2 separate regions of the Homo sapiens genome follow, and region 2 is linked to region 1. Evidence: chromatin contacts called from ENCODE Hi-C or POLR2A ChIA-PET data. All regions are on one chromosome and are shown on one strand. The core of a region is the stretch at or near the end of the contact, and the rest is flanking DNA. Distances in the headings are between cores, read along the strand shown.

What was found. A loop is a pair of places that touch in the nucleus more often than their neighbours do. ChIA-PET counts read pairs that join two places held with the same protein, here RNA polymerase II (POLR2A). Pooled maps may share reads with other maps.
Region 2: a pooled map shows a loop between it and region 1 (8-fold over the local background). The contact joins two enhancer-like sites. A Hi-C loop is called at or near these places in 4 of 50 pooled maps. POLR2A ChIA-PET finds 5 or more read pairs at or near these places in 3 of 52 experiments (BJ, OCI-LY7 and naive thymus-derived CD8-positive, alpha-beta T cell).

The regions. Positions count from the first base shown.
Region 1 is chr2:30,335,762-30,339,258 of GRCh38, forward strand. No RefSeq gene overlaps it. Among named protein-coding and RNA genes, the nearest start is that of LINC01936, 9.1 kb to the right of the region's middle. RefSeq lists enhancers at 229-278, 299-398, 489-548, 1,489-1,678, 2,059-2,298 and 1 more. Within about 2 kb of position 1,975, at least 9 of the 41 ENCODE cell types and tissues checked have a DNase peak (open chromatin) inside an H3K27ac peak, as active enhancers do; they include OCI-LY7, where a contact is called at or near this core.
Region 2 is chr2:30,664,740-30,668,236 of GRCh38, forward strand. No RefSeq gene overlaps it. Among named protein-coding and RNA genes, the nearest start is that of CAPN13, 140 kb to the right of the region's middle. Within about 2 kb of position 1,957, at least 15 of the 41 ENCODE cell types and tissues checked have a DNase peak (open chromatin) inside an H3K27ac peak, as active enhancers do; they include OCI-LY7, where a contact is called at or near this core.

The DNA of each region.
Region 1 (3,497 bases), core at 725-3,224:
TCCAACTGGAAATCCATGTTATTAGCATCACGCTGTGATAGTATTCTGCAGGGTCTGAAGGTGTCGCTTCCAGCCAGGCAGGCCTGGGTTCCAGTCCTGGGATCCTTCTTTTCTTAGCTCCTAAAGCTAATTCCTTCCTTTCTCAGAATGCTTGTTTCCTCATCACGGCAGCAAGGCTAATCACACCCACTCAAATGGTTATCAGGAGGAGTATATGAGGCAAGATGACATGTGCCAACCACCTAGGACAGAACCTGGCAGCCATTAGTTTCAGTCTCCAGTGCACAATTTGCAAACTGGTTTTTAACTGCAAAAATTTTAGTTCAAATATAATCTTACAAAGATACCCAATATGCAAAGAGCTAAAACTGAAACTTCTCTGAAGGAAGGGTGATGGGTGGCTCAGCACCCCACCCACTCTGGCCCCTCTCCCACCAGCAGAGGCTCTGTTGAACACTCAGAATTTCTCAGAGCACAGTCAGGCAACCTGGATCTGGGGGAAGAAGAATGCTCTGAGATCTCAAAGGACTCTGAACACATGCCCCAGATTAAGACAAATGATATCCTTTTGTTGCACAGAGGACATTAACGATATCCTTTTGTTGCCAGAGTGGGTGGGGAGCTGAACCACCCAACAATGATAACATTGTTTCGCTGGATATTTATCAAATGGCCTAGAGAGGGTGGAATGCCTTTGGTAAGCAGGTATCCAAAGACAATAGCATAGGTCATACTGAAACCTATGTCCCAGGATGTAAGATGTTATGAGTATAAACCCTGATTCCTCTGAAGACATTGGAGAGATGCAACCGTCATCCTTGTAGTACCCGAAACATGGTATTCTGGGAGGTTGGGATTGAGGGGATGGAAAAGGGCCATTTGTCGTGGACTCTTCCTTTGATGAACTCATTTGGAATTACTATAGAAGACACCATACCCCATGGATACACGGTTTCCTGCTCCGGCCCCTCCTCTGCTAGCTTGGCTACTCAAAATCCAACTAATATTGACTGAATGTCTGCATGCCTGCTATGTATCTGGAACTCCTGAGGCACACTCGGGTCTTACTTCATTGAATCTTCAAAACTGTCCAGCAATTCAGAGACTCTTACCACAGTTTACGGTTGTGAAACTGAGGCTCAAAGCAGTTTGGGACATTAGTCCTGGACTTGCAGCTATTGAGAGGACAGGGTTCAAACCTAGCTTCACCCAAGGCCAAGTCCAGTGCTCTTCCAAGCCCCCTCCATGAAGCTTTCCAGAGAAATCCTAGCTGTGCCCAGCCATTCTAGATACTGTCCGGGAGGACACCTTAGAAGCTTAGGACAGCCTGGGTGATTCAGCCTAGAAGAACACACTAGGAGAATGGTGAGAGACCTGTGTTCTTGTCCGTTCTAATTTTAACCCGGTAGGTCCCTTCTCTAGATGTAGTTTTCTCATCTGTAAAGCTGAGAGAGTGGCTTTCTAAACCACTTCCTGTTCTGCATCTCCTCCCCATGACTGCCTGTGTACATCTGAAAGCAATGGTTCTGGGGCCTGAGTCTCAGTCTGATGTGTTTACATGTCCCTGGTTTCTTTCGGCCTGTTCCCCAAGAACGGTCTCCAGGCCCGCGCCCTCAGTGCCCCTGAGCTGCAGCTGCTTGCCTGGCCTCCCAGCCCCAACTGCACCTGTCCAGCCCGTGCTCTGGGGAAGTTAGCAAGGAATCAGGACCCTGGAAGGTGGCACAGGCTCAAGGTGGCTGCAGAGGAGGCAACTACAAGTGCTGCTGAGGGACCTCCTCCCGGCAGCCCTCCAGAATTACTGCTCCCCAAAGTAACTCTCAGGTTGTTTTAATGAAAGATAAATGCATGCTACCCTGTGCTCAGTTTTTATTTTCTAGAATGTGTGGAACAGTGAGGGAATTGTAACATCTTTTTTGTTTTGTTTTGTTTTTGAGTCAGAGTCTCACTCTGTCACCCATGCTGGAGAGTGCAGTGGTGCGATCTTGCCTCACCGCGACTTCCGGCTCCCGGTTCAAGTGATTCTCCTGTCTTAGTCTTCCGAGTAGCTGGGATTACAGGCAGGCACCACCACGCCCAGCTAATTTTTGTATTTTTAGTAGAGACAGGGTTTCACCAAGTTGGCCAGGCTGGTCTCAAACTCTTGACTTCAGGTGATTCATCCACCTCGGCCTCCCAAAATTCTGGGATTACAGGCGTCAGCCACCACACCCGGCCTGTAACATCATTTTTTAAAAATCAAACACACAGTGAGGTGGTGTCACAACTCCTCAGATGGCTGAGAATTGTTAGGAAATGCAACCCTGTGGCTCAGACTCCACACTCAACTGCTCTCTGGAAGCATCACCTGTGCCCAACCTCACCTCAGTAGCGGAGAATTGCTGGATCAGTATACAGACTAGCGGAGTGGTTGGGAGAGTAGGAGCCGCTCTGAAGGGATCAAGCCTCAACTGGATGCAGGAATTCCGGTGGTTTATTAGCAAGAGAAGGCACTTGGAGGTGCAAGGAGTGCAATACTGAACAAAACAGCCACAGTCCTTACCCTCGTGGAGCTTAGAGTTGTCAGGGAAGGATATGGACAGTAAACAGGTAAAGTAATAAATATATATGTAATCTAAAATTGAGAAAATGCTACAAAGGTCAGAAGCAGAGTGTGTGATGGAGAATAAGGGTGTTTTTGGGTTGGAGAGAGGGACTTCCACTGAAGCAATGTTGTCAAGGATGATCCATTTGAAGGGGTAACATGTAAGCTGAGAGCTGAAAGTCAAGGAATCAACTGGGCTACAAACTGGAAAAAGAGCCAGAGGCAAGGCCAAAGGCCCCAAAAGAGGGTTCAGCAAACATTCGGTGCAGGGCCAGATAGTAAATACCTTTGGCTTCATGGTCCATCAATCTCTGTCATGCCTGTGTTCCAATAAAACTTTATTTATAAAACAGAAGCAGGAAGTATTCTGCCAATTCCTGCCCTGAAACAATAAAGCATGCATTGTGTGTTAGGAAAGAATGAGGCTGGCTAGCCGGGCCAGGGAGGAAGGGGAGGGTTTCAAGGTGAGGTGGAAAAGACAGGAGTGAGGTCATGGAAGGCTTTGTAGAACATGGAAAAGACTTCGGATTTATTGTAAAAAGCCACTGCAGGGTTTTAAAGCAGCCAAGAGACATGACTTGATTTATACTGTGAAAGATTACTCTGGTTACTGTGTAAAGAAAGAACTGGAGAGAGGAAAGGGAGGAGGCAGGAAGACCCTCTTGGAATCTACTGTAATAGCCATGGGAGAGATGCTGGTGACCCGCTATCTGGTGGAGATAGAGAAAGGCAGATGGCTTGAAGATCCAATTTGGAGATTACATCCATAGGACTTGCTGATGATCACATGTGGCAGAGGAAGAGCCAGTCCTCAAATATGGCCTTCAGGATTCTGGCTTAAGCAAGTGGGTGAATTTACTGAACTGTAGAAGATAGGAAACAGAGGGGCTAGGTCAGGGGATAGACTCAAATACGG
Region 2 (3,497 bases), core at 707-3,206, 330 kb after region 1:
AATGGAATTAGTCCTCTCATAAAGGAGACACCAGCGAAACCCCTCACCCCTTCAGCCATGTGAGGACACAGCGAGGAGATGGCCACCTCTGAGCCAGGAAGTGGTTCCTCAGCCAACACTGAATCTGCCTGGATCTTGGACTTCCCAGACTCCAAAACTGTAAGAAGTAAATGTGTGTCATTTAAGCCACCCAGTCTGTGGCGTTTTTGTTGTAGCAGCCCAAACAGGCTAAGACAATCTTCCTAAGCACATTCTTTACCTGAAAATATGTGTCCTTCAGGGGCACGGCGATGGCCACCACTGCTTCTCAGGCACAGACGGGCAGAGGGTGTGGGCCAGGCTGGGCCTGAGTCACACGGAATAATTTCGTCTCTTGCTCCTCTGAAGCATTCCTGGGGGATGGGGTGGGGTGGGGTGGGGCTGAGTCATTTGAGCCCCTCCAGCAGATGGTGGAGGGCAGTGAGTCACAGCTCTGGTTCTCAATCAGAAGCAGAGTAGAGGCCTGAAGAGAATGCATCTATGGCCAGGTCTGGGATGCCCAGCTTGCTGGTAACTGCCTCTTAAACAATGACAGTTGTGGCTGCCACTGTGGGAAGCTTCACTGTTGAGACTTTCACATGTGTTTCCTCACTGGATCTCAGTTTCTAATTATACCTTCCTTTGTGTGGATATTTAATGGTCGTATCCACACTAGACTGTGTGGGAGCAAGGACTGGCTCTAGTTTTGCTCATTGTCGGATCTTTGGCATTGAATCCATTTAAAATGGAAGACTGAATGAACACATTAATGAATGGCTCCATTTGGTGTTAAATTTTAATATAATGTATGTGTATGTGTAACCTATTTATAAACATTTACATGCTATTTCATACATGGAATAACTTTGGAAAAATAAGAATATACCAGACATGAAAATTGAGCTTGACTCCTAGAAACAGAGGCTGGGGATTCCTGGGTGATAGGAAAATATATTTTCACTTCATGTGTTCCTGTCTCTCCCCCATCATCCTGCTTTTACAATGAGCAAAAAAAGTTTACAGAGTAGATTATACTAATCGCATTGTTCCACAACTCTCTCTTCCACTGAACCCAATATGGGGGGTATCTTTTGTGTCTGTCAGCCTGGCCTTGATTTTGCATCCTTATGGGCTGCTGATCCACATTCCAGCTCTCTTCAAGCCCACTCTCTGTTGGGTGGACTCCACACTTGGGTTTGGGGATGCTGGTTTGCCCCTCACCTCTTGGGTGCTGTATCAATTTCTTGAGGAGGCATGGCCTGCATTACAGCTGGCTGGGATCTGGCTATTCGAAGTGGACGAGGTGGGAAAGTGGCAGAAGTGAGTGCTGTCCTGAGGACCCCAGACAGATGAAAGATGCAGTCCAGGCTGAGTAAGGGGAGAAGTCAGAGTCCAGTAGAGCCAGAAAGCTGTGGGGTGGTGTGCACTGTGTGCTGGATGATCCTGATGGGCAGGCTGGGGCTTCCAAAAAGAGGGAGGACTCTGTCTAGCTAGGCCTCTTGGTCCCTGATGCCAATGATGGATGGTTTTTTTCACAAGCTCTACAAATCCAGAGCCAGTCTTTTCTGCCAGTTTCCCCTCCTGCAGACCTTAGACAGGATCCAGATCTCCCAGCCGTTGTCCAAGGAAGCTGCAGGCAGGAGACAGTGGACGTGCTTGAGAAACTTTAACTTGGGAGTCACAAGACTGGGATACAGTCTTGGCTCTACTAGTTACTCATGCAACCCCTCTGAGCCCTGTTAAATTGAACTAAATTTGGCCTGAGGCTGCCTTCCTACTTTGAGTTCATACATAGCAAACTGCAACTTAACTTTGTATGTAAACAAACTGCAACTTCACTAAGAGTATATTCCTGTAACAAATAGCTGAGTTTCAGCCAGTTAGAGCAGCTGAGCTTCAGCCAATCACAGGCTACCAACTGATCAGATCATGTCCTTATAAGGCAAATGCCCAGCTGTAATCAGTCAAGCGTTCTGTGTGTCACTTCCTTTTTCTATCTGTAAATACTGCCTGCTCACGTTGCCAAGTGTAGCTCTCTGAACCTCTCCTGGTTCTGAGGACTGCCTAATTCATGAATCATTATTTGTTCAAATACACTGCTCAATTTAATTTATCTAATTTTTTTCTCTTACCAGCCCAAATTGACTTCCATTATATCAGGTTTTAGGATATATTCACTTAATAGCATGCAAAGTGGTTTCATATGATTATTTTAATTTTCCTTTCTATGTTTACTCCGCCTGTTTCTTTGTTATTTGTATCTTCTTTTTCATTTCTCAATTTACTCTTTTCAAAGGACCAGCTTTTGGATTTATGTATTGGTACTATGTTTCTCTGTTATCAAATTAATTACTTTGTTTTTATATTTTCCTTCCTGCTGTTTTTCTCTTTCTGAACTGAATCTTATTCACCTGTTTTATTATTTTTTTTTTTTACTGATTTTTCCTCTGAGCACTGCTTTATTTATATCCTCATTGGATTTAACGTGTGTACTTTATTATTTTAATACACACACTTAATTCTATTTGTTTCTATTTTCCCCTTTACCCTAAGAGTAAGGAGTTTATTAATTTAGAAAGGAGTTTATTAATTTTCAGATGAAAAGAATGTTTTTATTATATTGTTATTCATTTTTAATTTTATTACATTTATTGTGACTAGACTATTTATTGAGGTTCTCTTTGTGGCTTAATGTAAGGTTTTCATGAGTGTTTATCTTCACTTGGCATTGAAAAGGTGTGTTCTCTATTATTAGGATACAGTACTTGCCCTGTGATCTTACTAAGGTTGACTATAACTTGACCTATTTCTTTTTGTTTGTTTTCTTGATCTGCCCTAGACTGAGACATAAATTTAAATCTCTTATTATGTGTGTTTATCAATTTCTCCCGATTTTTTCCATAATTCTTACTATATAAAATTTGCTACTGTGTTGACTGCCATGTTCATAATTCTTACATCTGAGTTGTAAATTACAACCCTTGGCATTATAAAGTGTCTTTGTCTTGTATAGTGATTTCTGAACCCTCCCTTTCCTTACATTAACTTCATGAATCTTGATTTTTTTCATCTTGGCATTTACCTAGTGTGACATTGCCCATTCTTTTATTTTCAGCCTTCCTGAATCATTTGGTTTTAGGTATGCCTTTTGCATGGTGCACAGAGTTTGGTTTTGCTCTATGAGTCTATCTGAAATCTTCTTAAGAGGTGAATTTAGCACATTTACATTTATAGATATGACAAATACATTTGTTTAGGGTTTTGTCATATAATTTTTTTTTTTTGAGACAGGGTCTCACTGTTGCCCAGGCTGGAGTGCAGTGGCCCAATCTCAGCTCACTACAGCTTCTGCCTCCCAAATTCAAGCAATTCTCCTGCTTCAGCCTCCCAAGTAGCTGGGATTACAGGTGTGCCCCACCATGCCTAGCTAATTTTTTTTTTTTTTTTTTTTTTTTTTTTTTTTTTTTAGTAGAGACAGG